Linked DNA regions of Homo sapiens: all the other regions are linked to region 6. A link is a loop called in an ENCODE intact Hi-C map of the cell type or tissue named here. Cell type or tissue: heart left ventricle. All regions are shown on one strand. Links, peaks and the distances in the headings refer to the core of each region. The heading gives the core; the rest is flanking DNA.

Region 1 (4,000 bases), core at 1-4,000, 300 kb after region 6:
AAAAAAAAGAAATTGTCGTGAGACCACTTAAAACTGGACGATGACCTTTCTTTTTTTATATTAGAGAATATAATAGAACTAAGAAATCTCAATCAGGTGTGGCAGCTCACACCTGTAATCTCAGCACTTTGGGAGGCCAAGGCAGGAGGATCACTTGAGCCAGGGGTTCTAGACCAGCCAGGGCAACATGGTGAGACCCCCATCTCTACAAAAAATAGAAAAAGTTCGTTGGGCATGGTGGCATGTGCCTGTGGTCCCAGCTTCTTGGGAGGCTCAGGTGGATCACCTGAGCCCATGTAGTTAACGTTACAGTAAGCCATGATTATGCCACTGCATTCTAGCAGCAGTGGGCGACAGAGACCCAGTCTCAAAACAAAACAAAACGAAACAAGAAACCAGAAAAAAGAAGACATCTATTAATCAGACCAAAGTCCTAAAAAAGAAATAACATTTAATCAGACCGAAGTCCTAAAAGAGAAATAACATTTAAAAAGAAGACATCTAAAGTTGTAATCATACCCTGCATGTTTTATCCAAGCCTAGAATTCATATTAACACAAAATATATTACTGATAGCTGTTCCACACTTTTTTTGTAGCCCTTGTTAAGACTAAGAATGTATGTATTTTGAATCTGTTTTTGGCTGATAAATGTGTGAACCCCGCACGTTTATAGTCTGTTGAAAGAATATACCTCAAATATAGTCACTGTCTCATATTTTCTTTCTTTTTTTCATCTCAAGTTTGGAAATGTTTGAAAATGCCCATGTATAATGATAATTGTAGTCTCTTTCTTAGAAAGGAAATCACAAATAATTTATATAGAATCTTAATATTTCCACTTATTGATGTACTACAACTCAGATATACTTCCTTTGTGTTACTCTTTGGATGATGTAAAATCAAATTTGCTTCCTTGCCAGGCATGGTGGCTCACACCTGTTATCCCAGCACTTTGGAAGGCCAAGGTGGGAAGATTGCTTAAGACCAGTTCTGGCAATATAGTGAGATCCTCATCTCTACAAAATAGTTAAAAAATTAGCCAGTCTTGGTAGCACACACTGGTAGTCCCAGCTACTGGGGAGGCTGAGGCAGGAGGATGGCTTCAGCCCAGGAGTTCGAGGCTACAGTGAGCCATAATTGTACCATTGCACTCCAGCCTGGGCAACAGAGCAAGACCCTGTCTCAAGAAAAAAAAATTTGCTTCCTTAAATTATATTATTGTTTTAGATGACCTCCAGAGAATCATGAAACTGCAAGGAGGATGAAAAGCAAGAGGAAATATGAAGGAAACCAGATTGATTAAATTATATGTGGATCCAATAGTAATTATTTGTTGTCTACTTTTTGGTAAATATTTTTCATATTTCATATCCAAAATGTAGGCCACACACTTTCGGAGGCTGAGGTGGGTGGATCACTTGAGGCCAGGTGTTTGAGACCAGCCCAGTCAACATGGTGAAACCCCCTCTCTACTAAAAATACAAAAATTAGCTGGGTGTGGTGGCTCATGCCTGTAATTCCAGCTTTGCGGGAGGGAGAGGAACGAGAAACGCTTGAACCGGGGAGGTGGAGGTTGCAGTGAGCCGAGATCATGCCACTGCACTCCAGCCTGGGTGATGGAGTGGGACTCTGTCTCAAAAAAAGGAAAAACAAAACAAAACAAACAGAACAAAATGTAGGCCACAGATACAGCTCTCAACTAAGTTTGACTCTTTTAAGACCACATCAATACAAATAAGAATAGTAACAGATTCTGTTACAAGTGTTTATAAATTGCCAGGGGAGGACAACAGAGAAAGGATTTGCCTTGGGGCAAAAGGAAAGGCCCCTACAGGAAGAAACACTTGATCAGGGCATTGGGTGCAGGAGAGCTTAGCCATTTAGCCATGTCATTCAGGGATAAAGGTTTCCAGGGAGCAGGAAGGGGGAAACTTTGCCTTTGAATTTAAACTAGTATAATTTATAATAATCTTGTGAAGAGCAAGTAGTCAGGATATCCTCAGCTATTAAAAAACAGAAATGATGACTAACTGAGTGGTTATGAGATGCCAGGGGCCCGTGTCTTTTGGTGGGCGTTTCAGAAAGTAGAACGGGGACAGAAAGCTTGGATCCGGACCAGGTCTCTTCATAAACTTCCACACAGCGCCACCTGGAGACAGGGAAGAGGGAGGCAGCTGAGAGAAAACCCTAGGTAGTTTCACTATTACTTCATTTATCAAACGTGGTTCAATATGTCTGCAATAGTCATGCAAAAACTAAAACCTGTTCACACTTTACAGATTAAGCACAAACTATTTACAAATACAGAGAGTAATATTAATGAAATTAAATGTACAGGAATGATTTTGTCTAAAAGCAAAGAAAAAATTATAAATACTGGCCACGGGCAATGTTCTTGAGATTTTTAGATACAGCTGACCCTTAAAAAATGTGGGGTTTAGGGGCACTGAGCCCCCGGCAGTCCAATACCTGTGCATAACTTTTGACTTCCCAATAACTTAAGGATGAATGGCCCATTGTTGACTGGAAGCCTTACCCATAATATCAAGTCCGTTAACGCATATTTTGCATATGTGTTATGTACTGTGTTCTTACAGTAAAGTAAGCTAGACCAAAGAAAATGTTCTTAAGAAAATCATAATGCAGAAAAAATATTTTTATGTGGAAGTGAATTCAACCTCTTCTAAATGTGGATCTTCACAAGAGTAAGTCCTTTTTAATAAATGACTGGTCTAATGAGTGTGGTTTTAGGAAAGACCTGTGAGTAAGTTTGACTAATTTTCTTCATCAAACTGTGAGTTTTTATTTTCATGATCAAAAACAATTTGAAATTAGCTCCATTCATAACAATTAATTTTGATGCCAAATGTTTTGTTTGAACAGTTTCAATCCTGATCCCAAATCTTACCAACGCCCACAATATACAAGACCTAATTTAGAATGATGTGGCAATATTTGTCCATATTAACTGTGAAAACCCTTTAGTGAGGACGATCTCCTTTGTGGCAATCTGCTTATGACGTCAGTAAAAATCTAATATATAGCATAATTAAATCAAAATCTGATTGGATTAAGAATGATAAGCAGGATGTGAATAAGGTGGGAGGAGGGACACTCTACACAAAAACCCTTGTAAGTGGAGCTCACTCCAACTGAGTTGTCAGTGGAAGCAATTGGAGGCCAGGGGAGAACCTAGTGGAGCAGAGGTGAGAATAAATTAAGAAAAAAATTAAAATTTTAATACAGAAAATGTTATCATTTCAGCATGAAATTAACTTTAAGATTGTTTTTAAGAAACAGGGTCTCCCTCCATCACCCAGGCTGGAGTGCAGTGGCACGATCATAGCTCACTGTAGCTTCAACTTCTTGGGCTCAGGCGATCCTCCCGACTCAGCCTCCCAGGGTGCTAGGACTACAGGCACATGCCACTGCACCCAGCCAACCTTTAAAAGTTCTTAACAACATCATTTACATTCTCTATTTCTCATTACATTTTCCAAATCCATTATGCATTTTACACTGAAAGCACATCTCAATTCTGATATGCCCCATTTCAGGTGCTCAAGAGCCACATGTGGCAGGACAGCCCAGTATAGACACTTTTATGACATCAACTTCCCAAAGAAACAATCAAGTCCTGGCTGGACGTGGTGGCTCACGCCTGTAATCCCAGCACTTTGGGAGGCTGAGGCAGGAGGATCACGAGGTCAGGAGATTGAGACCATCCTGGCTAACACAGTGAAACTCCATCTCTACTAAAAATACAAAAAATTAGCCAGGCGTGGTGGTGGGCGCCTGTAGTCCCAGGTACTTGGGAAGCTGAGGCAGGAGAATGGCGTAAACCCAGGAGGTGGAGCTTGCAGTGAGCCGAGATGGCGCCACTGCACTCCAGCTAGCATTTAAAATATCAGAAGCTCAAGGCCCTGAGTCTTTTATATATGTATTTATATTGTGTTTCATTATGTTTCACTAGTAATTGTGCATAGTAGGCCCTGATA
Region 2 (5,384 bases), core at 584-4,583, 300 kb before region 6:
TTCTGTGTAGTTGGCTTAAGTTCAACTAGGGCATACTCAGCTCCTACAGAGAGCTTAAAAGGCACCAGGTTTGGTATTGGGGGGAAGAAACCTCCCTTTGTCATGGTTTTCAAAAGTCGGAAAAGAAAAAAACAAATGTATAGAATTGGTTTTGGCCGGGCGCAGTGGCTCACGCCTGCAATCCCCACTCACTGGGAGGCTGAGGTGGGAGGATAGCTTGAGCCAAGGAGTTGAGACCAGCCTGGGCCGGGCGCGGTGGCTCACGCCTGTAATCTCAGCACTTTGGGAGGCCGAGGTGGGCGGATCACGAGGTCAAGAGATTGAGACCATCCTGGCTAACACGATGAAACCCCATCTCTACTAAAAATACAAAAAAAATTAGCCGGGCGTGGTGGCGGGCGCCTGTAGTCCCAGCTACTCTGGAGGCTGAGGCAGGAGGATGGCGTGAACCCGGGAGGCGGACTTGCAGCGAGCCGAGATCGCGCCATTGCACTCCAGCCTGGGTGACAGAGTGAGACTCCGTCTCAAAAAAAAAAAAAAAAAAAAAAAGGAAGTAAAAAAGAGACCAGCCTGGACAACATAGTGAGACTCCATCTCTTTTTTTTTTTTTTTAAGAGGCTGGGCACCGTGGCTCACCCTATGATCCCAGCACTTTGGGAGGCCAAGGCGGGCGGATCACCTGAGGTCAGGAGTTCGAGACCAGCCTGGCCAACATGGTGAAACCCCATCTCTATTAAAAATACAAAAATTAGCTGGGCATAGTGGCGCCTGCCTGTAATCCCAGCTACTCCAGAGGCTGAGGTACGAGAATTGCTTGAACCCGGGAGGGGGAGGTTGCAGTGAGCTGAGATAATGCCATTGCACTCCAGCCTGGGAGACAGAGTGAGACACCATTTAAAAAAAAAATACATATTGGTTTAATTGGTTTTACTATCCAATTGAGAGTAGTAAACCAGCAGGGAATGGGGGGAAATTATTTCCAAATGAAGTGCATTGGGAAAACTGAATATCCATATACAAAAAGTAAAGTGCAGCCTTACACCATATACAAAAATTCATTCAAAATGGATCAGAGATGTAAACTGAAGAGCTAAAACTATAATACTCTTAGACGAAAACATAGGGGAAATCTTCATGACGTTGGATTTAGCAATGATTTCTTGTATATGACGTTAAAAGCACAGGCAACAACAACAAAAACAACAAAAAGATATACTTCGAAATTAAAACTTTTGTGCATCAAAGAACACTATCAAGAGAGTGAAAAGACGCTGGGCGCGGTGTCTCACGCCTGTAACCCCAGCACTTTGGGAGGCCAAGGCGGGCAGATCACCTGAGATCAGGAGTTGGAGACTAGCCTGGCCAACGTGGTGAAACCCTGTCTGTAGTAAAAATACAAAAATTAGCCGCATGTGGTGGCGCAAGCCTGTAATCCCATCTACTCGGGAGGCTGAGGCAAGAGAATCACTTGAATATGGGAGGTGGAGGTTGTGGTGAGCCGAGATCGTACCATTGCACTCCAGCCTGGGCAACAAGAGTGAAACTCTGCCTTAAAAAAAAGAGAGAGAGAGAGAAAAGGCAACCCACAGAATGAAAGAAAATGTTTGCAAATCATGTATTATCTGATAAGGATATTTGCTCATTACTGTCATGTAGATGGGTGGGGAAGAACCTATTTTTCCAAGCTTACAGGAAAATAAATAAATAAATGGCTCACTGAATGCTTTTAGAATAAAAGTCTCCAACTTTATTTTTTGAGACAGAGCCTCACTCTGTTGCCCAGGTTGGAGTGCAGAGATGCGATCTCGGCTCACTGCAGCCTCCACCTCCCGGGTTCAAGCGATTCTCCTGCCTCAGCCTTCCGAGTAGCTGGGACTACAGGCGTGCCACACACCCAGCTAATTTTCGAATTTTTAGTAGAAACGGGTTTTCATCATGTTAGCCGGACTGGTCTCAAATTGCTGACCTCAAGTCTGCCCGCCTCGGCCTCCCAAAGTGCCAGGATTACAGGCGTGAGCCACCGCGCCGGGCCTGACAGTCTCAAACTTTAAAGCACGCTTCCTGCCCACCAAGGCTTGCGCTCGCTGTGCCTCCTTCAGTAGGAAACAGCATTAACTTCCGTAAGATCCTGTCTTTTGAGACCCCGTCTCAAAAAAAAACAACAACAAACCGACTTAAGCACTCGAATCTTCGGCAGCTTATCTATACATTTGGATATCACTTAACCTCATGGAATTGTGAGGACAAAATAATGCAGCGTAAGTTCAAGGCACCTGGTAGGTGCGAATTACTCAACAACTGGGGGCATTAATTTCTGAGATTTCTCTGTGGCCGCTAGGGGGCAGAATTAGCCTAGCATTTAAGAACGAGCTTGCTTGGCTGGGCGCGGTGGCTCACGCCTGTAATCCCAGCACTTTGGGAGGCGGAGACGTGCGCATCACGAGGGCAGGAGATCGAGACCATCCTGGCTAACACGGTGAAACCCCGTCTCTACTAAAAATACAAAAAAATTAGCCGGACGTGGTGGCGGGCGTCTGTAGTCCCAGCTACTCTGGAGGCTGAGGCAGGAGAATGGCGTAAACCCGGAAGGCAGAGCTTGCAGTGAGCTGAGATAGCGCCACTGCACTCCAGCCTGGGCGACAGAGCGAGACTCCGTCTCAAGAAAAAAAAAAAAAACGAGCTTGCCTCAATTTTGTTTTCAAAGGATTTTTGCAGTGTGGATGGTAGTGGCAGAGCTTCGAGGCTTTCGTGAGCCCCAAGCACTTTTGCCTCAGTGGACTGACCCTTTTCTCCATAAAAAATTAAGAATTTTATTTTACAACCGTATTGGTATAAAGACTATTGTCTTTATATTAACACATTTATATTTATAAATCCAAGCTGAATTCATTATTATTATATTCTTTTCCTTTTTTTCCTTTGAGACAGAGTTTCACTCTGTGGCCCAGGCTGGAGTGCAGTGGCCCGCGATATCGGCTCACTGCAATCTCCGCCTACCGGGTTCAAACGATTCTCTTGCCTCAGCCTCTCCAGTGCCTTCAATTACAAGCACTGGCCACCACGCCTGGCTAAATTTTGTATTTTTGTTTAGAGAGACAGGGTTTCGTCATGTTGGCCAGGCTGATCCCAAATTCGGGGGCTCAAGTGATCCTCCTGCCTCGGCCTCCCGAAGTGTTGGGATTACAGGCATGAGCCATCGCACCCAGCCTCATTTTTTAATTTTAATATTAAAAATTTTGTTGTGGGTCCTTAGCACTTTTTTTCTTTTTCTTTTTCTTTTTTTTTTTTTTTTTTTTTGAGACAGGATATTGCTCTGACACCCAGGCTAGAGTGCAGTGGCACAATCATGGCTCACTGCAACCTGGACCTCCCAGGCTCAAGCAATCCTCCCACCTCAGCCTCCCGAGTAGCTGGGATTACGGGTGCACACCACCACACTCAGCTTATTTTGTATTTTTTATAGAGATGAGGGTCTCACTATGTTACCCAGGCTGGTCTCCAACTCTTAGGCTCAAGTAATCCTCTTACCTCGACCTCCCAAAAAGTTGGGATTACAAGTGTGAGCCATGGCTCCCAGCCAGCACTTTTCCTATTGTCTTAGTCCATTTCTTAATCTGTTAAAATTGGGAAACATTGGTAACTACCTGATAGGCACAACAAGGTTTTATTTTGAGATGATAAAATTTGTCCTGAATTAGACAGAAATGGTACACCACGTTGTGAATGTACTAAATGTCACTGAATTGTCCACTTTAAAATGGTTGATTTTAGGCTGGGCACAGTGGCTCACACCTGTAATCCCAACACTTTGGAAGGCCAAGGTGGGTGGATCACCTGAGGTCAGGAGTTCAAGACCAGCCAGGCCAACATGGTGAAACCCTGTCTCTACTTTTTAGTAGAGACAAAATTAGCTGGTCGGGCTGGGCTCGGTGGCTCACACCTGTAATCCCAGCATTTTGAGAGGCCAAGGAGGGCGGATCATGAGGTCAGGAGTTCGAGATTGCCTGGCCAATATGGTAAAACCCTGTCTCTAGTAAAAATACAAAAATTAGCTGGGTGTGGTGGTGCATGCCTGTACTCCCAGCTACTCAGGAGGCTGAGGCAAGAGAATCGCTTGAACCTGGGAGGCGGAGGTTGCAGTGAGCCGAGTAACTGTAATATCAGCTACTCAAGAGGCTGAGGCAAGAGAATCGCTTGAACCTGGGAGGCAGAGGTTGCAGTGAGCCGAGTAACTGTAATACCAGTTACTCAGGTGGCTGAGGCCGTAGAATCACTTGAACCCAGAAGGCGGAGGTTGCAGTGAGCTGAGATTGCGCCACTGCTCTCCAGCCTGGGTGACAGAGCAAGACTCCATCTCCAAAAAAAAAAAAAAAAAAAGGAAGATGACAAGCATTGGAGAGGATGTGGGAAAAACTGGAATCCTTGTACATTGCTGATGAGAATGTAAAATGGTGCAGCCACTGTGGAAACCAGTTTACCTTGTTCCATCTCAAGCTAGTAATCCCAGCTCTCTGGGAGGCTCAGGCAGGAGGATCACTTGAGCCAAGGAGTTTGAGAAAATGGTGAAACTCCATCTCTACAACAAATAGAAAAATTAGCCCAGCATCATGGTGCATACCTGTAGTCCCAGTTACTTGGGAGGCTGAGGTGGGAGGATCACCCGAGCTCAGGAAATCGAGGCTGCAGTGAGCCACGATCATGCCACTGCACTCCAGCCTGGGTGATGCACCCAATTTATAGTGTTATAATGAGGGTTTGCAACATTATTTGTGTGCAGCACACAGGAAGTGCTTGATAAGTGGAAGCTGCTAGCTTTGTTATTATCACTGTTTAATTTTAGGGCTGCTGCCTCTCAACCTTGCCCATGCTCTGACACTTCTAGTCAGAAGCATTTGCTTAATCCATCCATTCATTTATTTATTCATTGATTTAATAAGTGTGTATTTATGGGAGTCTGCTCTAGGTATGACCGTGGGCATCCATGCCTTTATGAAGCTTATATTCTGGTGAGTACAGACATCAGGGAGGAGTCCTCCTTCGAAATCTGCGTTTTTAGAATTCAAGCTCCACACCCCGCCCCCCAACAAGAAAATCTCATTTGTTCTATTGCATGATGTTTGTTACATAGGGATAATTATTATCGAAAACTGTAAGGTACCGTGTAGTTATAAAAAAGCCAATTATTGCAATGCGTGGTGACACGCCCACAGGATCCTAGCTACTTGAGAGGCTGAGGCAGGAAGATCACTTGAGCCCAGGAATTTGAGGCTGCAGTGAGCTATGATTGCACCACTGCCACCCTAGTCTGAGCAGCAGAGCAAGACCATGTCTCAAAGAAAAGACAAAAACAAAAAAGCTGGCTGGGTGCAGTGGCTCACTCCTGT
Region 3 (5,384 bases), core at 572-4,571, 410 kb after region 6:
GAGTATTTGTTCCAGAGCAGGACCCCACAGCCCAGTGAGACCCAAGTCACAATCACCTCTTTCCCTGGCCTCTGTGGAAGGAGCTGCCCAGGACTTTGCTCCCAGAGCCCTCTGCAGCCTCCCCGCAGCCTCCTTTCATTGGGTGGAGGTGATATTTTGCCCATGTCCTTCTAGTAATGCAAGAAAAACGTATTGAAAAATGCTGTCTTTCTTTTAGTATCAGCAACTTGGGCCATGGCCCAGGGCGTGGCCATAGATACTTCTAGACTGACACTCACTAGGCTCTCAGGCCGACACCACTCACATGACTTCTACTGAGGGAATGCAGTCTGGCGAGAGAGCAGCAGGAGACACTGTGGATCTCAGGGTCTGTGCAGTGGGCAGCCACAACTGTGCCAACCCCCTCCTACCCCACAAATTCCGCAGGGCTGGGTGATGGAGCCTGCACTCACTGAGGCTGACCTGGAAGCTGTGCCCTCCCTGGGTGTGGTTCCAGCACCCACTTCTTCCCAGGTCTGGCCTGTCGGACTTCCCCTGTCCACCAGCCCCTAGGACTTGAATAAATACATGGGGTAAAGTAGAGGCAGGCAATGTGGGGACACATTGGCATCTGTAACTCCTCCTCTGTGAGGTCAGTGGAAGGGATAAGAGAGGCCTGGAGCAGCCCACTCCAGCTCTGGACCTCAGAAGGGCTGTGTCCACCATGGCTCCTGTCCTCCTGCTGCTCCTCTCTCACTTCCCAGGTAAGGACAGGCCTCCCACGTCCAGGGCAGGTCCCCCAGGCTTCAGCAGTCCCCTCTGGCTCAGATCTTCCAGCAACTTCATGCTGGTAAGTGAGCCAGCAGCCATATCCACCTGTGTCTGCAGGTTCCCTCTCCCAGCCTGTGCTGACTCAGCCGCCCTCCCTCTCTGCATCTCTGGAAGCACCAGCCGCACTTCCCTGCATCCTGAGCACTGGCGTCCATGCTGATTTCTATTGGATATACTGGTACCAGCATAAGCCAGGGAGCCCTCCCTGGTATCTCCTGAGCCACTACCAAAATGTACTTCATGACCAGGGCTCCAGGGTCCCGAGCTGCTCCTCTGGATTGATGGAAGGCTGGTCCAATAAAGGGCTTTTGCTCATATCTAAGCTCCAGTCTGAGGACGAGGCTGACTAATTACTGTGTGATTGAGCACAGCAGTCCTTCGCACACTGACACACAGGTGGGGAGGCGGGATAAAACCTCAGCCTGCTCAGAGTCTTGTTCTCTGACAATGTTTAGATATTAAAATAACTCACATATACAAACTTCACAGGAAAGCACTTTCTGGCTCAAAAAATACTCTCTTCTCAATTCTCCATAGAATGTTTCTGAAGTCTCAGGAATGCTGAAAACAAAAACAAAAACCTCCTGATACACTGCGGTGTTGCCCGGTTATCTAGATGAGCAAAACTCAGAGCCTGTGGAGTTGACTTTTTTATTATTATTATTTTTTGGAAGAAGAGAAATGAGCCTTTCCTAGTTTTCTTTTCGGCCAGAGGCCGGAGACCATTCAAGCAGGTAGACAGTCGCTACAGCATGGACTACTGTCTTTGAGGGATCAGAGCAGAAACCTCCTTGTCCCTCTCCAGTCACCTCCCTCCAACCCCGATCATCTGTGCTTGGGGCTGCCTGAGGCTCCCCGTGACCCAGGGATGAGGCACTAAGGTGTGAAATGAGTGAGGACACAGGTCCCAGGGGAGTTCCAGCGAAGATGTGGCCAGAGTCACTCACAGGTAGGTACCTGCACCTTCAGTGTTCATGTCAGGAGGTTGGGGGTATGGATGGGGGGAAATGAGGGCCTGAGGCCAGCAAACCTCTCTGTGGAGCGTGAGAGGGTGAAGGCGAGGCTCCACCATTGCTGGAAAAACACCATGCCTGCTCTGGGGAAGTTGGGGGATGTTGATTTCATGGATGTGACTTTCCTATAGCTGATCCCACTCAGGACCACAGGGACCCCCATGGGTGATTTTCTCAGAGACCACAGAAACTATCTTGTGTTTTCTCCTCTCATACCTTACCATTGGAGCTTTTCAACAGTCCAGGTGGCGGGGAGGGTTGTGGGACATCAGGGAGTAGGAACTCCGCAACCTGTGCATGCAGAATTCCCCTTGTAAAGCTCTTGTTGTGCCCCAGACCCTGAGGTCACCTTCTCCTGCACAAGGGGCAGTAGAGACATTGGGAGTTACCATGGCAACTGGTGCCATGGACTCTGAGGCAGAGCCACTGTGTTTGTCACCTAGGACAGGGAGGATGGACCTTCAGAGATTTGAGCCTCATTATCCAGATGCAGGTTTGTCAATAGAAACCCTCTGTCCACCTCTGGACTCCAGCATTATGGGTAAGGCTGATTGTCTCTGTCACATAGCTGAACACAGCCTCATAAACAGAAAGAGCTCCTGATCCATGGAAAAATGGATAAAAATGTTGTCCCTCTCATCTTACCAGAATGTACGTTGGGCCAAATAGTGGCCATGGCACTAGCTGTGTAGGTGGCAGCTGCAGAGCCAGGGGCAGTGGATGGGCCAGGGGGATACGGCAGGGTGGGTGCTTGTGGGGTCAAGGTAGAAGTGGTGAGTAATGGCCCCCCAAGGTTGAATGTGTTTTGGTGCCTGGGGCTGGCTGGCCTCCAGGAGGCTGGGGCTGGACTGGAGCTGGAGGTGGCAGGCCTCCAAACTGGAAACAGTGGTCAAAGGTGGGGATCTGTGCTGCTGCCCCACAGGGGCCCCAGATATGGGCTAAGCAGTGGCTCCAGGGTTAGTGGAAAGTTTCAAATTTGGGGTGGGGCCACAGAACCCCAGTGCAGGAAGGTGGTAGTGTCCTTGGCTGAGGCTGTGCTGCCACCTAGGGATGTGGGAAGGGTCTGGAAAGATGGAAAGTAGTTCCCACTGGAGCCAGCAGGAGGCCCTAGAATGAGAGGCTAGGAAAGGGGAGTGGTGTCCGTGGGGGTGACAATGGTGTCCACTGGGGAGCCAGTCCTGCAGATGTGCTGGCTGAGGGCCTGGAACTGGCTGCACATGCAGCGAATGGCTGACCAGGGAGAGAGGGGCCTTAGGATCCATGAGGAGAGAGAGGCCCTGAGTGAAGAAGACAGGAGAATGCATACACATTTTTGTTGGGGTTGACTACTTCATTATGGGGGTGCTGCGAGACATGAGGAAGGCTGAACTGGCACCTGCTGCAGCTGTGGCTAAGGCCGTGGGGCAGGCCTCAGATGTCTTGAGCAGCCACCAGCCTGGGTCAGTGCCCTCTCTTCCTCTCTTTGAAGAGCTAGACTTGTATCCTTGCTGCCTCACCCATGAGCATCTCTGTTCCTGGTTTCCTCTCCGAGTATGCACTGACTCACTCACCTCCCTATCTTTATCTCTGAGAACTTCGAGACTTGCCTGTGCTCTGAGCAGTGGCTTTAATGTTGATGACTTTGTGACCATGTGGTATCAGCAGAAGCCAGGGAATCTTCTCTGGGTTCAACTGTACTCCTCAAGTCCACTGTGGGGATTAGAAATCCAGGGGCTTGGCTGGGCACCGTGGCTCACACCTGTAATCCCAGCACTTTGGGAAGCCGAGGTGGGTGGATCACAAGGTCAGGAGATTGAGACCATCCTGGCTAACACAGTGAAACCCCATCTCTACTAAAAATACAAAAAATTAGCCGGGCGTGGTGGTGGGAGCCTATAGTCCCAGCTACTCGGGAAGCTGAGGCAGGAGAATGGTGTGAACCCGGGAGGCAGAGCTTGCAGTGAGCTGAGATCGTGCTACTGCACTCCAGCCTGGGCAACAGAGCGAGACTCCATCTCAAAAAAAAAAAAAAAAAATTACTGTGAAAAATATTCCATTACATATTCCCAAGCAAATGAGCTGCATCTTCTTTACTGTATTTTACAATTTAGTACCACAATTTTAGGCCTCAATCTTCTCTTCACATCACTGGTATTTTAAATTTGGCAATAAATATGAAATTCCTTTTGACTTACAGACTCATTATATTATTACTTTGAAAACGCATTAATTTCTTAGGAAGGTTTTGAGCCTCTATCTTTTTTTGAGTTAATATTTAAATTCTCTGCTTATTTTAATAGCCTGTACTAAGTGAAAATAGTATTTATGCAAGTAAACAAATCACTATAGGTGTTCAAGACTTTAATTTTAAATTTTGTCATCATTGAGGTTTAAATTTTTTACCTGCTGTCCACTTAAAATGTATATTAACAGCTTGTGACGTAAAATAGTTTTAAGTATGATATACGATGCACCTGCATATAAATGAAGATGGCGTGCACAAAGACACTTTGCTATGGGAACTGTACTGGAAGATTTATGAAAGCATGTGAAATTGCACCTAAAATTGTGCTATTAGTGACTATAAGCAGCAATGCTAAATTTATTGTACTTGATGAATGAATGTATTTAGTCTAGTGACAATTACTTTGGTTTAAATGTGTAAATGTCTTGAGTTTTTTTTTTAAAGTGTAATTTGTACTATTGTGGGGGTGTACTTGGACTGCAGGGGTTATTGTCAATGTGTGATTTGTGTTTTTATTTTATGTATAATATATATTTATTTTATATAGTAGATGATTTCATAGAATCATCTAATGTGATATATCAATTTTTTTTTATTTTGAGACGGAGTCTTGCTCTGTCACCCAGGCTAGAGTGCAGTGGCGCGATCTCGGCTCACTGCAAGCTCCACCTCCCGGGTTCATGCCATTCTCCTGCCTCAGCCTCCTGAGTAGCTGGGATTACACGTGCCTGCCACCACACCCGGCTCATTTTTTTTTTTGTATTTTTAGTAGAGACGGGGTTTCACCATGTTGGTCAGGCTGGTCTTGAACTCCTGACCTCAGGTGATCCACCCGCCTCGTCCTCCCAAAGTGCTGGGATCACAGGCGTGAGCCACAGCAACTGGCCAGTGTGGATTTCTAGAGAGGGGGAATTCTTCTCCACACTTGTTGGGGAAGTAAACTAATACATACACTACGGAAACAATGTGAGGCTTCCTCAAAACATTAAAACTACAATGACCATTTCCGCTAGCAATTGTACTGCTAGGTATACATTCAACCCACATGAAATTGGTACATGGAAGAGAGAGGTGGTGGACTGCAGCACTATTCACAGCAGTCAGGGAAATGAATCAACCTACCGTCCATATGCAGATGAAAAAATAAACTCCCATGTGTGTACACAAAGGACGACTCTTCAGCCAGGAAAATTCGATGACATCACCTCATGGGGAGCCCTGTGGTTGTACCTGGAGGATGTGATGGTAAATGAAATGAGCCAGGCAGAGAAAGACAAACCTTGTATTATCTCACTCATACAGAATCTAAAAAAAAAAAACTTGATCTCAAAGACCTA
Region 4 (5,384 bases), core at 778-4,777, 410 kb before region 6:
CTAGGCTCTGACCTCAGCCTCCCAAGTAGCTGGGACTACAGACAATGCCCCACCATACCTGGCTAAGTTTTTTATATTTTACAGAGATGGGGGTCTTGCTTTGTTGCCCAGGCTGGTCTGAAACTCCTGGCCTCAAGCAGTTCTCCCACTTCGGCTTCCCAAAGCCCTGGGATTACAGTCATGAGCCACTGTGCCCAGCTGGATTATATTTTTTCATATCCTATCTTAGATGTCATCTCTAAGAACTTTGCCTTAACCCAGGGTCACAAAGATTTCCTCTTATGTTTTCTCCTAAACATTCTGTAGTTTTACATATGGATCTTGTATATCCTGCATCCTTGCTAAGTTAATTTATTATTTCTTTTTCTTTTTTCTTTTTTTTAAATTTTGAGATGGAGTCTCGCTCTATTGCCCAGGCTGGAGTGCAGTGGCACGATCTCGGCTCACCGCAAGCTCCACCTCCCGGATTCACGCCATTCTCCTACCTCAGCCTCCCAATTAGCTGGGACTACAGGTGCCCACCACCCCGCCCGGCTAATTTTTTGTATTTTTAATAGAGACGGGATTTCACAGTGTTAGCCAGGATGGTCTTGATCTCCTGACCTCGTGATCCGCCCACCTCGGCCTCCCAAAGTGCTGGGATTACAGGCTTGAGCCACTGCGCCCAGCCTTTTTTTTTTTTTTTCAGATGGAGCCTCACTTTGTCACCCAGGATGGAGTGCAGAGTGGCGTGATCTCGGCTCACTGCAGCCTCTGCCTCCTGGGTTCAAGCAATTATCTTGCCTCAGACTACTGAGTAGCTGGGAGTAAAGGTACCTGCCACCACGCCCGGCTAATTTTTTTTTTGTATTTTTAGTAGAGACATTTACTGCTATAAAGTTCTCTTAAACACTAACTATATTACACGAATTTTAATAAGTTATATTTCTGTTTTCATTCAGTAAAAACTTGTTTTCTGATTTTCCCTGAGACCTCATCTTTGCCCCACAGATTATTTAGAAGTGTGTTTAGTTTTCTAATATTTGGGAGTTTCCCAATATCTTTCTGTTAAGGATTTCTAGTTTATTCTATTATTGTCAGAGAACAAGACTTAGTATGATTTCAGTTCCTTTATTTTTGTTAAGGTTTGTTCTGTGGCCCCAAATATGCTCTATCTTGTAAATGTTCTATATTTACTTGAAGAATGTACATTCTGCTGTCTTATTTATAGTTACAGTGAATCTAGCTAGATATTATGGAATAGAAGGAAAAAGTCACTTGGATGACTTTTTTATAGGCGGTGGCTCACGCCTATAATCCCAGCACTTTGGGAGGCTGAGGTGGGAAGATTGCTTGGGCCCAGGAGTTCGAGACCAGCCCAAGCAACATGGCAAAACCTCATCTCTACAAAAAAATACAAAAATTAGCCAGGTGTGGTGGTGCATGCCTGCAGTCCCAGCTACTCAAGAGGCAAGAGTTATTTCTGACATAAGACAAGTTATTTCAGGCCATTCCCCTAGACCTCAGGGAGTGTCCATTCACTCTTGGACTGTTAAATGAAAAGTTTGCAAGTACTTTTAGGCCTTAAGGAAGCATGGTTCTCAGTTGTCACGTGCATCAGAATCATGGCAGAGACAGTTAATGAGATTCCTGTGTTCCATACTCTGGAAAGAGCAGTTAGTGTTTATTTTAGATATTTTTCATAGTTAAATCATCTCATTTACACTTTCCAAACATAACTCTGAGAGAGGCACCATTTTACAGATGAGGAACTTGTATGAGATTAGGTGTGTAATAAATGAAAGGGCCAGTAAGTCTGGCTTGTCTTACTCAGGATCCCAAACTCTAAACCACAGCACTATACTAGTCCTGATTACCTGAAGTATGCTGATTCCTGAGGTCCACAGTGAAACCAAGGAAGATACATGTTAAATTCTCCTTCGTATGTTGATTTGTCTTGTCAACAACTGTGAAATATATAGTTATAGTCCTGTCGACTACATCTTGGAGGCTGTCCTAAAAATGATTTATATAATTTTATTTTCTCCTTTGTCTTCTAAAAAGAAGAGAAATTTGCTTATAAGTGGTAATTTACTTATTAGTGGTGACTTTCATAATGAAAATACAATTTACCACAAAGGGAGACCTGTGGGCCATTGCATCTTCCATATCTAGTAAATTATCTTTTCTTTACTAAAAAGAGTGAGCTTGGAGTCAAACAGCAAGTTTTATATCATGATTTCTTCTTCTTTAGCTTTGTATTATGGAAAACTTTAAATATCTATACAATTGAAATTTTTTTTTCTTTTCTTTTTTTTTTTTTTGAGACGGAGTCTTGCTCTGTCGCCCAGGCTAGAGTGCAATGGCGTGATCTCAGCTCACTGCAACCTCTCCCTCCCAGGTTTAGCAATTCTCCTGCCTCAGCCTCCTGAGTAGCTGGGACTACAGGCGCACGCCACCACACCTGGCTAATTTTTGTACTTTTAGTAGAGATGGGGTTTCACCACGTTGGTCAGGTTGGTCTCGAACTCCTGACCTCAGGTGATCTGCCCATCTCGGCCTTCCAAAGTGCTGGGATTACAGGCGTGAGCCACTGTGCCCAGACTGAAAGATATTTAATAGAATAATGAACCTCCATGTATCCATTACCCAGCTTTGATTATCACTCATGCCATTTTTGTTAGATCCATCTCTCCACTTCTTTGCTGCCTGTTTATTCATATCATTTCGTCTAAAAATTGCAGAGTATATCTATAGAAATAAGCGCTTTTAAAGCAAAGGGTTTTTGAGCAGTTCAGTACATGGGTTTTCCTTTAAATGCTTTGTAAATGTCGTTACTTGCACAGAGCCTTCATGTGTTCTTGCACTCTAATTAATTTTCTAGTGCTTCACAACTTTTCCAGCAGGGGTCACTTGTAGGCTGGAGGGATTTAGGTATTCAAAGGAGAGCCCTTGAGCTTTTATCATAACCCAGAGTAATCCATCTCTCCCCATGCCTTTTGAAAAATCTCTTTGGTGAATCTAGATGCAAAGCAAAAGATGCGACAGGCCTGGAAGTCCTGGTTGATCTACGTGGTTGTTCGTAGGACCAAACTTCAGATGCAGACTACAGCTCTGGAGTTTAGGCAACGGATTATCTTACGGTGAGTCTGCTCAACTGCCCTACAAAGTACCAGCCATCATTTTACCTCATCAGCTTTATGGTGCTGGAAAACAGCATAAAACCTCACCTTAAAACAATGGTTTGTATTTGGTTTTATTTTTGTGTTTTGTTTTTTTCGAGATAGGGTCTTACTCTGTCACCCAGGTTGGAGTGTAGTGGCCCAATCTCAGCTTACTGCAACTTCCACCTCCCAGGTTCAAGCAGTCCTTCCACCTCAGCCTCCCAAGTAGCTAGGACTACAGGCATGCGCCACTATGCCCAGCTAATGTTTTTTTTTTTTTCATTTTTTTGTAGAGGCGAGGTTTTATCATGTTTCCCAGGCTGGTCTTGAGTTCGTGGGCTCAAGCGATCTGCCCACCTCAGCCTCCCAAAGTGCTGGGATTATAGGCATGAGCCACCATGCCCCCTTCCCACCTTGAAACAATATTTTGAACATAGTTGATGCCTAATAAAGATTTACTGATAACTTGTTTATAAGATCGATTTTCACATAATCATAATTAACATGAATTGAGTGCTTACTGTGTTCTAAACCCTGTGTTAAGTTTGTGTGTGCATGTGTTAATTTTGTAATGTAAAGTATCTTATTTAACCCTTACCGTAAACTGTAAGTACCATTATTGTACAGATTAAGATGTACAATAAGGCTCAGAGAGGTTGAGTAACTTGCCTAGCACATACAGGTTGTAATTGGCAAAACTAGGGCTCACCCACCCATGCTCTTAACTGGTCTTCTGCATTGCAGCCCATCAGCATTGTAGACATACTGGAAGAACATGAATTAGTCCACTTTTATAGCCAGATATGTAACAATGAGCTGCATTATCATGGGACAGATTTCACTCTATGTTGTCTGTAGTTGTCCACTGGTGTCCTGAATGGTAATATATTAATAATTCACTTCCTGCCTGAAAGTTGGGTATTGAACAAAGTATGGATAATAGGAGAGGCTTTGCAGCTGCACTTACTTGGGTTTGAATCCCTCTTCCAACCTGTATTATTGGGTCATTTCATCTCTTCAGCTCTTATTTTCCTCATCTGTGAAATAGTTACACCATACTTAAAGGTTTGTCATCAGGAATAAATAAAGTAATATCTGTAAAGTATTTAACAGTGTCCAGAAAATCAGTGGACATAAAGAAGTTATTTAAGTAGAAATAAAATAGGCAGAGTGCAGTAGTTCAAACCTGTAATCCCAACACTTTGGGAGGCTAAGATGGGAGGCTTGCTTGAGGCCGGGAGTTTGAGACCAGCCTGGGCAACAAAGCCAAGACCCTATCTCTACACACAAAAAATTTTTTTAAATAATTAAAATCATTACTTAAAATGTATTTAGCAAGTATTTCAAAATGCCTAATTAGTATGCAGTTTTACTTGAGTCTGAGTGAATTTTTTTTTTTTTTTTATGAGATGGAGTCTCACACTGTTCCCCAGGCTGGAGTGCAGTGGTGTGATCTTGGCTCACTGCAACCTTCTGGGTTCAAGCCTTCCAGGTTCAAGCGATTCTTCTGCCTTGGCCTCTCGAGTAGCTGGGATTACAGGCGCCTGCCACCATGCCCAGCTAATTTTTTGTATTTTTACTAGAGGCAGGGTTTCACCATGTTGGCCAGCCTTGTCTCGAACTCCTGACCTCATGATTCACCGGCCTCAGCCTCTCCAAGTGCTGGGATTCCAGGCATGAGCCACCGCGCCTGGCCTGAGTGATATTTTTATATAATTAATTCATTTACTCAACGTACATTTATTTATTTATTTGAGACAGAGTCTCACTGTTTCGTCCAGGCTGGAGTGCCATGGCACAATCTTGGCTGACTGCAAGCTCTGCTTCCTGGGTTCAAGTGATTCTCCTGCCTCAGCCTCCCAAGTAACTGGGATTACACCATACCTAGCTAATTTTTTGTATTTTTAGTAGAGATGGGGTTTCACCACATTGGCCAGGCTGGTCTTGAACTCCTGACCTCAGATGATCCACCCGCCTCGGCTTCCCAAAGTGCTGAGATTATAGGCATGAGCCACCGGGCCCAGCCTATTTATTGAGGGTTTAAAATGTTCTTGGTACTGGGCCAGGCACAGGGACTCATGCCTGTAATCCCAGCACTTTGGGAGGCTGAGGCTGGTGAATTACCTGAGGCCAGGAGTTTAAGACCAGCCTGGCCAACATAGTGAAACTGTCTCTACTAAAAAAATACAAAAGTTAGCCTGGTTTGATGGTGCACGCCTATAATCCCAGCTACTCGGGAGG
Region 5 (5,384 bases), core at 598-4,597, 98 kb before region 6:
AAGGAGGTTTTGGGTGGGAAAGGGTGAGTCACGGTAGGCAGAAGATGTACATTGTGATGTTCACCTATTTGTCTCTAAATGTGGTCTTTCAGTCCTGCTGTCCTCATAAGGAGTGATTCTGACTTCTCCACTCTTTCTATGGAGATTTTTCTTTAGTGTAAATCGTGTGGTTTGAGGCAGGTGCTGAAGCGATTTCTTTGGTCCTGGGGATTTACTGTGAAGAGTGGCCTCTCATCTGCCCTGGTTGGAGGGTGGGAGTTCCCAGCTGCTCTGATAGAAGGCAGTGCACACAAGACTGGGTAGAGTCTCTAGACAACTTTAGCTGTGCCACTAGGGACCAAGGGGTAGTGGGAATGAGCAGAATGGGAAGGATTGCATTAATTTTTGTTTATTTTTTGTGAATGCTTACTGAGTGAATAAGCCAGTACAGCTTATTTACTGTGTTTTCCTGTCAGTTATTTTTGGAATCAAGTATTCATTTTTAAATCTCCTGCAGGTATCTGTGGACCAAACAGCCACTCCTATGTTGGACGGCACCAGTTTGGGCATATGCACAGGCCAATCCATGGACAGAGGCAACAGCCAGACCTTTGGGAACTCCCAGAACATAGGAGAACAGGGCTACTCCTCCACAAACTCCAGTGACAGCAGGTGAGATTCAGAGTGGCCAAACTCATGTTCCTGGGGAGTGGGGACAGTCTGATCTCAAAGGCTGCAGAGGCTGAAGTCCAAAGCTCTGGGCCGAGTTCTGACTCTGCCACAAGTCACATGCGACCCTGGGCAAGTTAGTCCTTAACCACATCTGTATGATGGGACTAATGATCTGTTTCCTGCCATCCTCACAGGATAGCTAAGAGGTTCCCACAGAGATGTAGGAAAGTGTCAGGCACCACACAGGAGTACAGGGCTTCCGGAAGGGGGCTCTGTCCAGTCTGTCTTGTTCACTGTGGTGCCTGTGGCACAATGTCTTGCACGTCATAGCATGCTGTCAGTAAGGAAAAGAACAAACAGTGGATGAATCACTAATTGTGGCCAAACATGACTGTTCTTCTTCTATTCCTTAGTATCCGGAGGAAAAGGAAGCTGTGTGTACTTCATTTGCTCGAGCAAGTGCACCAGCTTTTACTACTGTTGTCAATTCTGAGAAACCGTTTTATTTTCTTCCCAGCTGTGTTTGCTTTATAGTAATTATGCCGCAGTCTTTTCTTATTGTCTCACTGTATTGACGAAGCAGTCCTTGGCAAAATCATCTAAGAGACTTAACTTTTATACCCCTGCCCTGAGAGCAGAAAGTTCTCTGGGGCTGCTCACCTGGCTGGCCTCTGTCAGGAGTCACTCCATTTCCCTTATGTCATAAATTCTGTGCTGGTGTAATCTGTGTCTCATCTACTGCAGCCTGTTCATTCTGGCCAGTAGAGGTGATGGTCATTTCAGAAGCAGGAGCAGGTCTGAACTTCTCTGCTCCCTGCCTTCGCTCATGCCCTTATACCCATCAAGCCTACCTGGCTTTTTGGCTGTAGGCGTGGAGGAGATTGGAGAGGCTGCCCAATGCATAGAAAAAATCTGCTTCCTCATTGCTTACAAGGGTAGAACAGTAGGTTTACTTCTGCTTTCAGAAGAAATGAGGAATCGGGGATATTTAGGCTGGAGGTGAAAAGACCAAAAATGACATGGCAGGTAGAATCAGGACCAATGACTGAAAAATACAGAGAACAGATTCTATTTCATGATGAAGAACTTACTAGCAGTGGGTCCTGCTGCACGGAAATGGGCTGCACTTAGAGGTGCCAAGTTCTTTGCCATTGAAGATGTTCACACAGATAGGACAGCCTCTTGCCCAGACACGTGGTCTCAGCAGAGACTCAGGCATTAGAAGGAAGTTCATTTCAAGGGTCTTTGAAAACTTTTTCTAACCCTGAAATTCTGAAACACTTCCAGTGATTTCTGGACCCTCTGAATAGTCATGAAGAGTAGTCTGGGACTGAGGAAAGGGAGAAGTTCAAAGAACTTGAGGAGCTTCTGGATAAGCCCCACAGCTGGCCCAGTTCGGTATAGTGGGTGGCCACTCAGCTGCTGAGTATTAAGCACGTTTTAAGGGACCATCACACCTTTGAGCAAGAATGTGGGCAGCAGGTGGTGGAAAGGACTTTGGAGAGAGACTGACCTGGATTCAGATCCACATCCTGGTACTTCTGGCTCTTTGACCTTCAGCAGTTCCTTTAGTCAGTTTCAAAGGGTCGGTGTTAATTATTTTAGTATTGTTTACCACTTTGGGCTTCCTGTGTGTCAGCCCTGTACATGTGCTCAGCATCGTATAAACATTCGCCTCACATCAGCCCTCAAAGACAGGAACAGCATTAACCCCATTTTTCACATGGGGGCGCTGAGGCCAAGAAAAGCTATGTAGCAGGTTAGTGATGATACTGGGATTCCATTCCCCATGCTCTTAGGGTGTTACCTAGTACTCTGGTCAGGATTCAATGAAGCTACCTGTGAAAGGCTCTTGGGGCAAACCCAGAGCAGTCCAGGGGGTTTCTTGGAAGTGGTTGGGCCTTGGGCCTGAGGAATATTATTAAAAGGAGAGATGCTTACTAAGGGCAAGTTTGGACACAAAAGTACTTTGAATTCTAAATGTGGACATTTTTTATTTTATTTTATTTTATTTTATTTATTTATTTGAGACAGTCTCGCTCTGTTGCCTAGGCTGGAGTGCATGAGTGGCACGACCTCAGCTCACTGCACCCTCCACCTCCCAGTTTCAAGCGATTCTCTTGTCTCAGCCTCCCAAGTAGCTGAGACAACAGGCGCACGTCACCATGCCTGGCTAATTTTTGTATTTTTAGTAGAGACGGGATTTCACTATGTTTGCCAGGCTGGTCTTGACCTCCTGACCTCAAATAATCCACGTGCCTCAGCTTCCCAAAGTGCTGGGATTACAGACGTAAGCCACCAAACCCGGCCCTAAATGTGTATATTTTAAAATAGGAAACCCCCTATGAGATAACCCCCTGATATAGCTGTTTGGAATTTACTAAAATGCCTTTAGTGTCAACATTGTCCTGGTTTCTGGCTCCATAGGAAGTGGAGACTGTTCCTAATATTCGTGCTCTTGACTGCATACGTGCCATCTTGCTTTGCTGACCTGACACCCTGTGTTACAGCTCTCAGCAGCTGGTGGCAAGCTCCTTGACCTCATCCTCTACCCTGACAGAGATCCTGGAAGCCATGAAGCACCCCTCGTAAGTGGCTCACCACAGTGTAGGGTTGGAAGGTTCCCAGAAGCCTGTGCCACAGCCATGTTTAGGCAGCGTGGTTTGGTAGATTTGTACATGACTGTACTTCTCACCAGTTTTGAGAGCTTGGGCAAGTCACTTGACCTCTCTGAGCCTCTGTTTCCTTGTTTGTAAGATGGAATTGTTTTTTGTTTTTTTTTTTTGAGGCAGAGTCTCACTCTGTCACCCAGGCTAGAGTGCGGTGTCGCCATCTTGGCTCACCCAACCTCTGCCTCAAGATGGGATTTTTTTAAAAGGGATTTTTTAAAAAGTAGTTAAGCCACAGGGTTGATGTAAAGATTAAATGAAATAATTATGTGAGGTACCTAGTATGATGCCTGACAAGTATAGGTATTCTCCGAATGTGAGTTCCCATCTTTTCCTTTCTCTCCCCCTTCTCCTTTTTCCCCATAACAACTTCTTCTTTTTTTTTTTTTTTTTTTTTGAGACAGAGTCTCACTCTGTTGCCCAGGCTGGAGGACAGTGGCACGATCTCAGCTCACTGCAACCTCCACCTCCCAGGTTCAAGTGATTCTCCCACCTCAGCTTCCTGACTAGCTGGGATTACAGGCACCCGCCACCACGCCCAGCTGATTTTTGTATTTTTAGTAGAGACGGGGTTTCGCCATGTTGGTCAGGCTGGTCTCAAACTCCTGACCTCAGGTAATCCACCCGCCTCAGCCTCCCAAAGTGCTGGGATTACAGGCGTGAGCGACCACGCTGGGCCCCCGGTAACAGTTTCTTTTGTCCTCTCATGGGTGTTTCTCTGAGTCTAGGAATAGCATAGGGACATTGCTTTATGGTATTAAATGCTCTAGTGGGAGTCCCTTCTTTTTCATCTTTCCTTCCACTTGTTGCCATGGGGCACACACATCCCCTGCTCCCCGTTCACCGTGTTGGAACCCAGGACAGGAGTCCAGCTGCTCTCTGAACAGAAGGGCCTCTCACCGTACTGCTTCATCAGCGCGGAGGTGGTACACTGGTTGGTGAACCACGTGGAGGGGATCCAGACACAGGCGATGGCCATTGACATCATGCAGGTGAGACAGCAAGAGGGGCCCATAGAGCTGTTTGCTTAGGTCCCGAAAAATCAGGGCCTGCCTTAGAAGCCATCACCCTTTCCAGTAATGAGATCTGCAGGTTGGGGTGAGGATTTTTTTTAATAAGTGGGAGGCCTTTCTGGAATTGATGAAAGAACAAGTCTTGCTTTGAAATACACTGTATCTTGACTTAAAAACCGTGCAGAATTTATTGTCTGAACTGAAATGTTTTGGACAGAATCTGTGCATTTATAAACCTCAGAAAAATCTCTATGATTTTTGGGGGAATGCCCTCCCTCTGACCTCAAGCCGCCAGTTTCCCCTGGTCAATGCATGCTTATTCAAGACTCAATGCTGGATTCAAGGCTCTGACCCAGGGGCCTTCTGTCACCTTGTACTTACTCTGTCAGAGCTCTTAGCACAACAGAATGAAGATCTTTCTCTCATTTGTCTCCTGCCTCAACCAGCTCCTTGAGAGCAGGATCACCTCTTATTTTCCATTTCTGTATCACCAGTGCCAGGCATGTTGCTTGGCACCTGGTAGGCACTTAGCACCATGCTTGCTGGATTTAATTACGCTGCTCAGAACTGGAACTCTGGAATATGGCAGAACTGGAATAACAAGGAAATGGGAAACGGCCAGTTGACTGAGCCAGTTCATGCCATCCTGTCTATACGGAGGCCCCAACTGGAAGTCAGTACTGTTTCCTTACCAGCTGAGTTGTCATCATGGAAATGTTAAAATTGATAACTGATTTGAAAAAGCATGTGATTCTCAGTTCTCACTCTGAGGGTCTTGATGTGCTGTTTTGCACAGCCTTTGCCGTATACACTCTCGTCTCCCTGAGAATACGATTTCCTTATTCAAATAATGAAATGCTACTACAGCAGTTTAAATGAATGAGCTGAAGGTACATGTATCAACATGGATAAATGTCAGAAGCATGATGTGGACTGGAAAACCAACTTATAAAATGATATAATATTATGCCCTTTATTTAAAAACTTAGAATCCCGAAAGAATACCTTATATTCTCTATCATACGTGTTTATATAATAAAATTATTTAAGA
Region 6 (5,384 bases), core at 638-4,637:
TCTGCCTGGCCGGGCGCGGTGGCTCACGCCTGTAATCCCAGCACTTTGGGAGGCCGAGGCAGGCGGATCACGAGGTCAGGAGATCGAGACCATGCTGGCTAACATGGTGAAACCCCGTCTCTACTAAAAATACAAAAAATTATCCGGGTGTCGTGGTGGGCACCTGTAGTCCCAGCTACTCGGGAGAGTGAGGCAGGAGAATGGCGTGAACCCGGGAGGCGGAGGTTGCAGTGAGCCGAGATCACACCACTGCACTCCAGCCTGGGCGACACAGTGAGACTCCTTCTCAAAAAAAAAAAAAAAGAATTAGGGCAGGCGGGCAAAAGGTGTTTGTGCATGACACATGAGCCTGTGGGGTAGAGGCGGGAGAGGCGGGGTACAGGGACATGTGGGACAGATGGTTGCTGGGGTAGAAGCCTCCTCCTCACCAGCTGGTTCCCAGGGACAGCATACTTTGTAGCTCTCATTTCCAGGCCTACACCTGAGGCAGGGAGAAGAGGGGAATGAGCAGGCACATCCACGAAGCTGAGGCCTCAGGGGGCAGGACTGGTGGAAGGGGCCCTCTGCCTCTAGCTACCTCATAGCCCACCCCAACCAATAAATAACCATGGTTTTGCTAGTGCCTCCAAGTACTGGACCTCAAAAGTCACAAACTACCCGGAGATTAAAAAGAAATGAATAGGCTGGGCACGGTGACTCACACCTGTAATCCCAGCACTTTTGGAGGCCGAGGCAGGTGGACTGCTTGAGTTCAGGAGTTTGAAAGTAGCCTGGGTAACATGGCAAAACAGTAAATACAAAAATTAGCCAGGCCTGGTAGTTCCAGCTACTCAAGAGGCTGAGGTGGGAAGATTGCTTGAGCCTGGGAGGTCGAGGCTGCAGTGTGCCAAGATCGTGTCACTGCAATTCACCCTGGGGAACAGAGTGAGACTGCCTCGAAAAAAAAAAGGAGTGAATAAACACGAAGATTAGGCCCTGTGACCCCCAACACACACGCACACACACACACATGCGCGCACACACACACACACACTCCTTTTTATTTTGAGATAGAGTCTTGCTCTGTTGCCCAGGCTGGAGTGCAGTGGTGCAATCTCGGCTCACTGCAACCTCCGCCTCCCGGGTTCAAGCTATTCTTGTGCCTCAGCCTCCTGAGTAGCTGGGATTACAGGCGCGTACCACCACACCAGGCTAATTTTTGTATTTTTAGTAGAGACAATTTCACCATGTTGGCCAGGCTGGTCTCGAACCCCTGACCTCAAGTGATCCGCCTGCCTCGGCCTCCCAAAGTGCTGGGTTTACAGGTGTGAGCCCCTGCGCCTGGCCATACTGCTTCCTTAATGTATTAGGGTTCAATCAGAGAAACTGTACCAGTAAGGGGATACAGATTAAGAGATTTGTTGCAAGGAGGTGATTTGCGTGATTGTGGGGCTGGCTAGGTAAGTGCAGTAAGTGCAGGCTGGAACTCTTGTCAAGGGCTGAAGTTGCTATCCACAGGCAGAATTTCTTCTTCAGGAAAACCTCAAGTCTGATTTTAAGGCCTTTCAACTGCGTCTATCAAGCCCACCTAAATTATCCAGGATATCTTCCTTTTATGTAAAGTCAACTGATAATGGACTTTATTCGCATCTACAAAACAACTTCACCAAAACATCCAGTTTAGTGTTGGAATAATTGGGGCCTTTAGTCTAGCCAAGTTGACACAGTAAAAAAGACATCACACTCAGCAGGGCATGGTGGCTCAGTCCTGTAATCCTAGCACGTTGGCAGGCCAGGGCGGGAGGATTGCTTGAGGCCAGGAGGTCCAGACCAGCCTGGGCAATGTAGAAAGACACCATCTCTCCAAAACATAAAAAAAGATAAATTAGCTGGGCTCGATAGCTATACCTATAGTCCCAGCCACTCAGGAGGCTAAGGTGGGAGAATCACTTGTGCCCAGGAGTTTGAGGCTGCAGTAAGCTATGATCATGCCACTGTACTCCAGCCTAGGTGACAGAGCGAGACTGTGTCTCAAAAACAAACAAACAAAAAGCAGTGGAACGTTGCTTTACATATATTAGAGCACTTACCACATGCCCTGTGGTTAAGTGATTTGCATGCAGCATCTCAGTTAATCTCAGAACATCCCGTGACGCAGGTATCCTTCTTGTCCCTGATTTTACAGTTCAGGAAACGGCCTCAGAGAGGTGAGGAGACGCCCACAGTCGCGTGGCATGGTGCACCTGTGTTCTGAACTGTCACTTGCCTCTCCCTGTGAGCCTCTCTTTACTCTGCCTTGTCTTCTTGTCCTGGGGCAAGAAGTTAGGGTTCAAGACCCTTCGGGATGTGAGGATGTTTCTGCCACTCTGGACATTAGTTTTCTCCCCTAAGTGGCTCTATCTCTCCCGGCCTGAGTTTGGAAGGGAGACACCATTCTGGTACGACTTTTCTTAGGCCTGTGCTGCCATCTATGGGGCTCGAAGGTGCTCGCCATGCTCCAGACCGGCCACCTGGCAGTCAGGTGAGCTTGCAAGTGTGAAGAGCAGCGGGATGCGGGGGAGGGAGCAAGCCCAGTAACAAATAAAGCAAATATCATCGGCCCTTGTCCTCAGCTGCTCGCTCAGGCCCCCCAGAATCCTGTAGCATTTCTGGGGATTAAGAGGGTGGTGGGGTTTTCACCTCTATCACGTCTACTGCCAGCCTGGCGCCCAAAGGTTCGGCCGTCATCCGCCCCAGCGGGTCCCTGGAACCGCCGGGATGCCCAGGCTGCCAGGGGGTCTAATGGGGAACTGGGAGTTTCTTTCAGGTCACAGGATAGGTCTGCAGTGCGACTCAGGCTCCCGCGGGGACCTGCCCACTCGAACGGGGGAGGAGGAAGAGGCTCCGGGGGAGAGCCAAGGAGGCGGGGAAGAGGAGCGGCGTCCCGGGAAAGGGGATGCTGGAGCTCCTGCCGACGCTCCACCTGTAGCCCCGCCCTTGACTCCGCCCACTTCCCCAGCCCCTCCCTTCCAGGCGCAGCCTCGAGGTGGCGCTGTGGAGCCGCGCAGGGTCTAGGGCGACTCTCTGAGGGAGCCGCGGCCGCCAGGCTCCGTGGGTTTTGGTTCAGGCGCCGGTTAGTGTCGGGGTAGGCCACGCAGTGAGTTGGCTTGAGGCAGGAGGCAGGCGGAAACCGAGGCTGAGAGGCTGGCTGTCGCTGCCACCCCTCAGCAACCCCAGTGCAGCTGGTCATCCTGTCAGCCGATCAGTCAGTCGCGTCCCCAGCCCGGCTCACACGCCTCCTCCATCAGTCCCTCAGTCAGTCCCTGCGTTTCCTGTCTTTCCCTTGCCTTTCTCCCTCTTTTTTCTTGTCTTTTCTTTCTTTCTTTTCCTTCCTTCTCTCTCTATTTCTCTCACTTTCTTTCCTTTTCTTTTTCTTTTTATGAGAGGGGTCACCTCACTATGTCACCCAGGCTGGAGTGCAGTGACGTCATCTCGGCTCACTCAGCTTCGACATCCTGGGCTCAAGCCATCCTCCCGCCTCGGCCTCCCAAAGCTCCGGGATCACAGGCAGAGCCACTGTATCCGCCCAACCATTGCGGTTCCTGCCAGGTGGTCGGCTGGCAGGTCGGCCCTTGTCACCTGGGTCCCCGAGCCCTGCACACTGTGAGGGCGAACAGAGTCCATGGAGGATGGTGAGGGGAGGAAATATGTGGAGCCCAGGCCTTGCTTTTTCTGTTTTTTGTTCTTGTTGTTGTTGTTGCTGTTGTTTTGTTTTTTTTTTTTTTAGACGGAGTCTCGCTCTGTCGCCCAGGCTGGAGTGCAGCTCACTGCAAGCTCGGCCTCCCGGGTTCACGCCGTTCTCCTGCCTCAGCCTCCCGAGTAGCTGGGACTACAGGCGCCCGCCACCACGCCCGGCTAATTTTTTGTATTTTTAGTAGAAACGCGGTTTCACCGTCTTAGCCAGCATGGTCTCGATCTCCTGAACTCGTGATCCGCTCACCTCAGCCTTCCAAAGTGCTGGGATTACAGGCGTGAGCCACCGCGCCCGGCCTCTTTTTTTTTTTTGAGTCTTGCTCTGTTGCCCAGGTTGAAGTGCAGTGGTGCGATCTCTGCTCACTGCAACCTCTCCCTTCCGAGTCCAAATGATTCTCTTGCCTCAGCCTCCTGAGTAGCTGGGATTACAGGCACTCACCACCACGCCTGGCTAATTTTTGTGTTTTTAGTAGAGGCGAGGTTTCACTATGTTGGCCAGGCTGGTCTTGAACTCCTGGCCTCAAGAGTCTGCCCGCCTCGGCCTCTCAAAGTGCTGGGATTACAGGTGTGAGCCACTGTGCCCGGCCGTTTTTTTTCTGTTTTTGGTCAGAGTTACTTGCCAAAGGGCTTTGGTTTTTTCCCCTCAGGATCTCCCAGGCCCTTGGGGGGCAGAGGGGACAACGATGCTGACCCGCTCCTGAGGTGGCGCTCGGCCAGCACAGCTGTCCCTGGAGCAGAAGAGTGGCAGTGGAGGGGCCAGAGCCCTGGCTTTCAGCGGCTGTACTGAGAGTTACTCCACGTTCAGCCCTTCCCCGCCCGACGCGGATTGGCTGTGGGCTGGGTCTGATCCTTCCCGGACCTGGAGCAGCTGTGGGCTGGGCCTGATCCACTGACTGCCTTCTATGTTAGAGCTGGCAGCATGGGGGCCCAGACCCGGGCCCTTCCAGGAGGTGCCAGGGCAGTGGGACCCGGCCCTGAGCTGGAGAGAGCATTCCTGTGCTGGTCGTGGCAGTGCTTCCACCTCACTGTGTGTGCTTGTGCAGGTCACTTCACCCAGGCCTCGGTGTCATCACGGACAGCTTTCAGAAAGGGGAGACAGCCTGGACATGGTGGCTCACACCCATAACCTCAGCACTTTGTGAGGCCAAGGTGGGGAGGATCACTTGAGGCCAGGGGTTCAAGACCAGCCTGGGCAACGTAGTAAGTAACCCCATCTCTAAAGAAAAAAAATTAGCTGGACATGGGAGGCCGAGGTGGGAAGATGGGGCTTGAGCCCAGGAAGTCGAGGCTGCAGTGATCCTCGACTGCACTCCAGTGGTGCATTCGATTACACTACTGCACTCCAGCCTGGGTGACAGCGGGGAGACCCCTCTCAAACAAACAAAATCCCCCCAAACCCAAACCTGCCACCTACTTCCCTGCCCTGCCCGGTACTGTGGGTTTGGAAATATAACCATGGAGGTGAAAGCCCAGGTGTGAGGAAGTTATAACCTGACCTCTCATGGTTTTCCTGATGCAGGGGAGGAAGAATGGAAGAAAGAAATGAGAAAAGGCAGGGGTGGCCTGAACTCCTGGGCTCCAGGGGACGCTGTGTCTGTTACCCCCACCCATAGGAGCCTGGGGTTCTGGCCTGGGCTGTGTGACCCTGGGCCTGTCTCTGCTGCTCTCTGGGC

Evidence for each region. Peaks named below come from ENCODE experiments on the same cell type or tissue, not always from the same donor. Only the 100,000 strongest peaks of a DNase experiment are listed, where the experiment ranks them.
Region 1: a loop joins it to region 6, with 25 times the contacts of the local background. A loop is called at or near these places in 83 of 110 quality-filtered maps.
Region 2: it touches region 6 in a loop (5-fold over the local background); 33 of 110 quality-filtered maps call a loop at or near these places.
Region 3: a loop joins it to region 6, with 3 times the contacts of the local background. A loop is called at or near these places in 17 of 110 quality-filtered maps.
Region 4: a loop joins it to region 6, with 3 times the contacts of the local background. A loop is called at or near these places in 16 of 110 quality-filtered maps.
Region 5: a loop joins it to region 6, with 3 times the contacts of the local background. A loop is called at or near these places in 20 of 110 quality-filtered maps.

Annotation. Positions count from the first base shown.
Region 1 is chr22:32,264,202-32,268,201 of GRCh38, forward strand. The region is part of intron 2 of SLC5A4-AS1 (SLC5A4 antisense RNA 1); the gene reads left to right. It also overlaps a transcript of SLC5A4 not described here. Among named protein-coding and RNA genes, the nearest start is that of SLC5A4, 11 kb to the left of the region's middle. In heart left ventricle, for the core only: a CTCF peak has its summit at 2,165 (motif pointing left); a DNase peak (open chromatin) is centred at 2,129; H3K4me3 peaks cover 349 bases.
Region 2 is chr22:31,663,468-31,668,851 of GRCh38, forward strand. No RefSeq gene overlaps it. Among named protein-coding and RNA genes, the nearest start is that of PISD, 3.9 kb to the left of the region's middle. RefSeq lists an enhancer at 1,514-2,015. In heart left ventricle, for the core only: a CTCF peak has its summit at 2,332 (motif pointing right); a DNase peak (open chromatin) is centred at 2,374.
Region 3 is chr22:32,375,979-32,381,362 of GRCh38, forward strand. It overlaps LOC339666 (a long non-coding RNA gene), which reads left to right and starts at 686. Exons shown (of 3, transcript NR_038918.1): 1 at 686-743; 2 at 1,348-1,759. It also overlaps the pseudogene IGLCOR22-2. In heart left ventricle, for the core only: a CTCF peak has its summit at 2,906; no DNase peak of the experiment used is centred there.
Region 4 is chr22:31,553,938-31,559,321 of GRCh38, forward strand. SFI1 (SFI1 centrin binding protein) reads left to right here. Exons shown (of 33, transcript NM_001007467.3): 7 at 3,005-3,122. Among named protein-coding and RNA genes, the nearest start is that of SFI1, 60 kb to the left of the region's middle. In heart left ventricle, for the core only: a CTCF peak has its summit at 2,886 (motif pointing right); no DNase peak of the experiment used is centred there.
Region 5 is chr22:31,870,094-31,875,477 of GRCh38, forward strand. It overlaps DEPDC5 (DEP domain containing 5, GATOR1 subcomplex subunit), which reads left to right. Exons shown (of 43, transcript NM_001242896.3): 34 at 497-651; 35 at 3,162-3,239; 36 at 4,180-4,312. Among named protein-coding and RNA genes, the nearest start is that of YWHAH, 72 kb to the right of the region's middle. RefSeq lists a silencer at 2,250-2,544. In heart left ventricle, for the core only: a CTCF peak has its summit at 2,363 (motif pointing right); no DNase peak of the experiment used is centred there.
Region 6 is chr22:31,967,822-31,973,205 of GRCh38, forward strand. LINC02558 (long intergenic non-protein coding RNA 2558) reads left to right here and starts at 3,002. Exons shown (of 5, transcript NR_149128.1): 1 at 3,002-3,091. RefSeq lists enhancers at 2,132-2,181, 2,252-2,361. In heart left ventricle, for the core only: CTCF peaks have their summits at 2,427, 3,000 (motif pointing right) and 3,214; DNase peaks (open chromatin) are centred at 2,480, 3,000 and 4,527; H3K4me3 peaks cover 946 bases.